Linked DNA regions of Homo sapiens: region 2 is linked to region 1. A link is a contact called in ENCODE Hi-C or POLR2A ChIA-PET data. All regions are on one chromosome and are shown on one strand. The core of a region is the stretch at or near the end of the contact, and the rest is flanking DNA. Distances in the headings are between cores, read along the strand shown.

Region 1 (2,917 bases), core at 118-2,617:
TAGAGGCAATAGAGGACCATTAAATGCTTTTAAAAAAAAAAAAAGAGGAACATTATTAGAATTGCATTTTCTACAAAAGCATTCTGCTACCAGCATGGCCGACAGATTTCAGTTGGGGCAGTGCTGAGACAGAGGAACAAATAGGAGACTATTGTGGGCAGTGTCTGTGGGAATGGCCAGGAAAATATGCATATGGGAGAGACTTAGAAGCTGGAATCAAGGATCTGACAGCCCATTGGTACAATCTAAAGTGGTTATAATAGCACTCAAAAATCTGGCTTGAGTGGGCGGTACTACACAAGTGACTTTTTGGGAAGGAGGACAGTCAGAGTGACAGGAGGAAGCTGTCTTCCTACCAGCATTCTGAATTCTAAAGGGATGAGAGAAGATCAAGCAACCATGCAGTGACCAACAGGCCATGGCTGAAACTACCTATGTGATGCCATCTGCGTTTATTACTGACTGGAGCTAAGTTGTGCTAAGATTGGAAGGAGAAAATGAAGAGCCTGCCTCTGACAGCTTGAGCTGTGTGATGGTGGAAGAGAGAGTGTAGGTTCCTTTAAGGCCCATGTACAGGGTGAATGGGATGACCACTGCCTTTCCAATGACAGCCAGGCCCAGAGGGAGACTTCTGGCTCCAGGAGGGCTGAGATCACGCCAGGCTTGTTCTCCAGGGTATCCCCAGGGAAGGCAGTGTCTGGCACATGTTGGAAATAAATGTTTGTTTAATACATAGAGGGAGATCAAAGTATGATTCAGATGGGGGTGGACATATATGGAGAGAACTTTATTTTCCACTTTTAAGACTCTATTCCTGGTGATGGAGGTGTGGGGAGAGGGTGGGGGAATTTAAATTTATCGACTGACAGTAATTCAGCATCCTTTGGTTTAAAAGTCTCTTTTAGTTAAATTTCATCCCTTTAGGGTAAAGATCATCTGACAGTCAGTATTTCTTCCTCCTTCCCCTTTTCCGTTCCTATTCCCAAGGTGGGTAGGGGGGACCTAAGTTTTCAAATATTTAAAAAAGCACTGTGATGTTAGTCGCCAGAGGGTGAGGCCACACTCCCAGTCCATACCTTGTCCTCTGACTCTGGCTAGAGGCATTGCTAGAGTCCACAGATGATGAACTCCACATTCTCTCCCTGGGAAACTAACACACCCTTCCTTTGAGTTGTCTACCTATCCTATTAGTCATACTCTCTGTCAGGGGTTATGGGAACTATCAAGTCCCGGGCATGTCACACACAAATCATGCCTGCCAAAGAACTACCATACCCAGCTCCCCAATCCCAGTGCTGGCTCCACCCTTTCTCTTGTCATGCATGCCCCTTACTCATTATGGGCTCCTCTGATAGGCTGGCAGCCTCTGTGGGCTGGGGAAGCAGGGCTCCACCCACAAGAGTCCCAGAGGCCTGCACATCTATCTTGGTGTGTTTACCACACACTGAATTCCAAGGTTGACCCTGGTGGTGGCAGGAACATGGGAACATGAAAGTTGTAATTGACCTATTTTCCTAGCTCCTCCTCTCTAAACCAGACACTCATGATTTTTACCTTTGTCTAGAAGGCATCTCAACCTACGAGTCTTGCAATTCACTCTGTTTTAACTCACCTCTTCATGTGGGAAACCCATGTAGAGAATTGAACTGTAATCTCCACAGACTATTGATCTTTTAACTAGGAACCCCTGGATGTGTAAGCCTCAACCTGCAGAAACAAGTATCTCTGGTAGGATTTCATGTTCTTCCTGTTAGACGGAATGAGAAGAACTTTTGAGTTGTCAGCTCCTCTCAAACTCGCTTGACCTATATAAATGTGTTAAGAGCCACAAACTTAACTGCCATGGTCCCACTTAGCTTAACCTTTGGTAAGTGCCATGGTGCTTAGAGAATTTTTTTTTTATTTCGCTGTAAAGCATGGGCCAGCAAACTAAGGCTTATAAGACCAAATCTAGCCCAAGGCCTGTTCTTTTTTTTTTTTTTTTTTGGGACAGAGTCTTGCTCTGTTGCCCAGGCTAGAGTGCAGTGGCACGATCTCGGCTCACTGCAAGCTCCGCCTCCTGGGTTCACGCCATTCTCCTACCTCAGCCACCCGAGTAGCTGGGACTACAGGCACCCGCCACCATGCCCGGGTAATTTTTTGTATTTTTAGTAGAGACGGGTTTTCACTGTGTTCGCCAGGATGGTCTCGATCTCCTGACCTCGTGATCCATCCGTCTCGGCCTCCCAAAGTGCTGGGATTACAGGCGTGAGCCACCGCGCCAGGCCCCAAGGCCTGTTCTGGATGATCCTTGAGCTAAGAATGGTTTTCACATTTTCAATAGATCAGAAGAAGATAAGGTGCTAGAGAAGGAAATAAGAGGAAGAGAAGGAGAAAGAAGAAGAAAAGAAGGAGGAGGAATGCACACGGAGGCCGTATGTGGTTGACAAAGCCTAAAAAATTTACTATCTTACTCTTTTCAGAAAAAGTAAAGAAGGAGCTATTGTATCAAATTCATAAATTAGTTTGGGATGAGAGTCTCTATTATCCCCAAGGGCTCATTCAAAGCAAATCAATTTAACAAAATTATCCTTCTTCAGAAGAAATTGAAACCCTCATTTTCTTCTAAGATCCTGAGAGCTCATCAAGTTAGGAAGTTAACATTGCTTTTGTTGCAACAGGTAGGATTTTGTAGGTGACCCCTCAGTCACAGGTTGCTGTTCTCCAATGATCTAATGTCCATTTAGTATCTTTACTCTCTGACCATAAGGAATACGAAAAGGAAGCCACTCAGGAGTTAGCCCAAGCAGCCCGGCCAAGCCTGTTGGATGAAAGATGGGGGATACTGCCCCAGGGACACATGCCCCCATTCTCAGGTTGCAGACTCCCAGCGCCCTCGGACCCAGCTTGGGAAAACTGGTTGGAAGAAAATCACTAC
Region 2 (2,917 bases), core at 1-2,500, 230 kb before region 1:
CTATTGAATCACATGCACTAGGTATACCATGCTTGGTATCATAAAATGTTAAAGAAGACTTCATTTGCTCTTTATGGATTTCCAAGTTAAATTTGATCGTATCATTTAGACCAGTGTACAACGATTCCTATGCTATTACTTCTATGTATTTTTTTTACAAATTATTTTCTAGTTGCACTAATGTAACCATGAAATAAGAGTGAAATAAATGTAGAAGTAGGAGGGCAGAGTGAAGGATAAGGTATTTGTGCCGTGTATGTAAAGACCTGTTGTCCAAGAGGTGAAAATTATGGTTCTGGTGTCTTATGGACAAGGGAGAAATAAAAGGGGGAAAGTGTAAATGTTTTTAGATAATTAACAGTAAGAATGCGTTGACTGATCTCCAGTGCCAGCTTGTGTTAACATACTCTGTCCTCTAGGGAGTGTTTGTCCATTCATAGGAGTTCATGACCTACACATGTGTTGGCTTGCACAGTCCCAGCCACACTGGTCCCTTTGTTCATTTGGCCTCCACAAGCCACAGCTATGGAAGATAATGGATAACAGAGCATTATAGATGTTGGGATTTGGAGGTCAAGGGGTCTCGTAGCTGATTTTCTTTGTTGTATGATGACTAACAGCACTTGGACCTTGTCTCAATACCCTTGTAGCTCCAGGTCTGGAAAAGGCACCTAGATAAATGGTTACTTAAAATACTGTTAGATTCTATTTTATCACCATAAATACAGTCACAGAAGATTTCAGAAGATGGAATTTGAGCTTGAAGGTAGGGCCACTTTGGGTAGTCTGACCACTGCTACACCCACTGTTCTCATTCATATCAGGGATTTGGTTTTTTGGTGTTCCCCTTTCTATCGGGTACCTAACAAGGTGACTTAACTAATAAAAATGAAGGGAATAATGGTGTTGCTTTTCTTTCTTGCAGACCTCTCTATTGCCTGTAAGGCTATATCTAAATTTCTTCCTCTACCTTTGATATGTTTAAATGTTGGTTTTAAATATTGATTCATGCCTTCCTGCCCCTACGCCTGGTCTTATTCCCTTTTTTATGTATTTCTGCCTTGCAAAGCACAATACATAAAATGAAGTTCTTATATGTTTAGGAACTATATGCTGTAATTTATGTATTTGAGAGATCTGAATTCTTCTGTATTTTGCTTTCTCTTGTAGTTTCACTCATCTGCTCTTACACAAGCCTGTACTGCCACCACCTCAACCCCTCACCTCTATCCTTGTGTTGCACAACAGAATACTGGAACCTTCCTGACCACAAAAATAGCATTGCACATCTATTGAAACACAAACACCTACACTTATCCCCACTCCAGACTGTAATAAACTGAGAAATGAAAAATGTTATATAAATCTAACCCCATGCTATTTGTTGCTCGTTGCAGTGGTTACTTTTCATTATTTCTGTTATTATTTTTATTGATCCCTTTTTACTCCTTCTTCCTTTCAGACACAGTTTATGAGTTGGCTTCAGGCCCAACTTACATTCTCATCATTCCCAGTGGGAAGAAAAGAACTCCTCCTTTCAACCCAAAAGCACATAAAGAACAGCCTGGGATTTAGGCTTTAGATTCTGGCAGAGTTCCAACTTAAACCTTACTTTGAACCAATTCTCCACATAGTTTTCTGGAACCCTACTGCTTCATATTAATGGCCCCACAGGTAGTTTTGTTCTAAAATTCCTCCATTGGATTTGTTTGCTTTTTTCCTGTACAGGAAACTGGATGCCTTCATCTATGATGCAGCAGTGCTGAACTATATGGCAGGCAGAGATGAAGGCTGCAAGCTGGTGACCATTGGCAGTGGGAAGGTCTTTGCTTCCACTGGCTATGGCATTGCCATCCAAAAAGATTCTGGGTGGAAGCGCCAGGTGGACCTTGCTATCCTGCAGCTCTTTGGAGATGGTGAGTTCAAGAAAGGGAAAGTGCCCATTTGTCCTCTACTGATGGCCAGTCCAAAACATCAACCTTTCCTTTTCTTCCATTTCTTTAACCTGTGCATTTCCGGAAAAGCATTTCACAGTATATTGTGTAGTTTTCGGGTATATATTTGTTTCCTATTGCTGCCATAACAAAGTGCCATGCACTGAGTGCCTTAAACAACAGAAATGTCTTGTCTCACATTTCCAGAGACTAGACGTCTGAAATCACAGTGCCAGCAGGGTCAATCTCTTCCGGGGTCTGCAAGGGAGAATCTGTTTCATGCCTCTCCTATAGTATCTGGTGGTTTGCTGATAATTTTGGCATTCCTTATCTTGTAGAAGCATACCCCTGACCTCTGATTCATGTTCACATGGTGTTTTACCAGTGTGCATGTTTTCCCTCTGCACATGTCTGTGTCTGAATTTCCCTTTTTCTTAAGAATGCCAGTCATATTAGATTAGGGGTTCACCATACTCTGGGATGATCTCAGCTTAATTATGTTTGCAATGACTCTATTTCCAAATAAAGTCACATCCCAAGGTATTGGGGGTTAGGACTTCAACATATATATTTTAGGGGGATTCTATAACATCTTTCAACCCATAACAAGCTGAAAGATGGCAGGGAGAGGATTGAAGCAGTTTGTCAAGGAGGTCTTTTTCTGGGTTGCAGGCTATAATCAAACCTTCAGGGATAAAGTAGGAGAACTGATATTAGATGTTTCATCCAGTCATCTCACATGTGGCCAAAATAATAGATGGAACTGTGGAAGGTCTCTGCTCTTTATGTGCCCAGAGGTAGGGCGGAGAAATAAACTTGCGGCCATCTCTTCATTCTTCCTGCTCTCCCATCTTGCTCTTTCAGCTGGAAGAGGCAGAAGGCAGGGTTAGGGTCCTCAGAGGCAGACACCATCAGCCACTCCCCAGTATCATCCTGGCAGCAGACTGAACCACCAACTTGAGTTGAAAAAAATCTCATCTTCT

The links. A loop is a pair of places that touch in the nucleus more often than their neighbours do. ChIA-PET counts read pairs that join two places held with the same protein, here RNA polymerase II (POLR2A).
Region 2: a map of breast epithelium shows a loop between it and region 1 (10-fold over the local background). The contact joins two enhancer-like sites. A Hi-C loop is called at or near these places in 1 of 168 maps with a recorded cell type or tissue (breast epithelium). POLR2A ChIA-PET finds 5 or more read pairs at or near these places in 1 of 52 experiments (HEK293).

Annotation. Positions count from the first base shown.
Region 1 is chr12:13,338,086-13,341,002 of GRCh38, reverse strand. No RefSeq gene overlaps it. Among named protein-coding and RNA genes, the nearest start is that of LINC01559, 37 kb to the left of the region's middle. RefSeq lists an enhancer at 515-1,714. Within about 2 kb of position 1,367, at least 3 of the 41 ENCODE cell types and tissues checked have a DNase peak (open chromatin) inside an H3K27ac peak, as active enhancers do.
Region 2 is chr12:13,568,829-13,571,745 of GRCh38, reverse strand. It overlaps GRIN2B (glutamate ionotropic receptor NMDA type subunit 2B), which reads left to right. Exons shown (of 14, transcript NM_000834.5): 12 at 1,729-1,916. Among named protein-coding and RNA genes, the nearest start is that of LINC01559, 190 kb to the right of the region's middle. Within about 2 kb of position 1,250, at least 3 of the 41 ENCODE cell types and tissues checked have a DNase peak (open chromatin) inside an H3K27ac peak, as active enhancers do.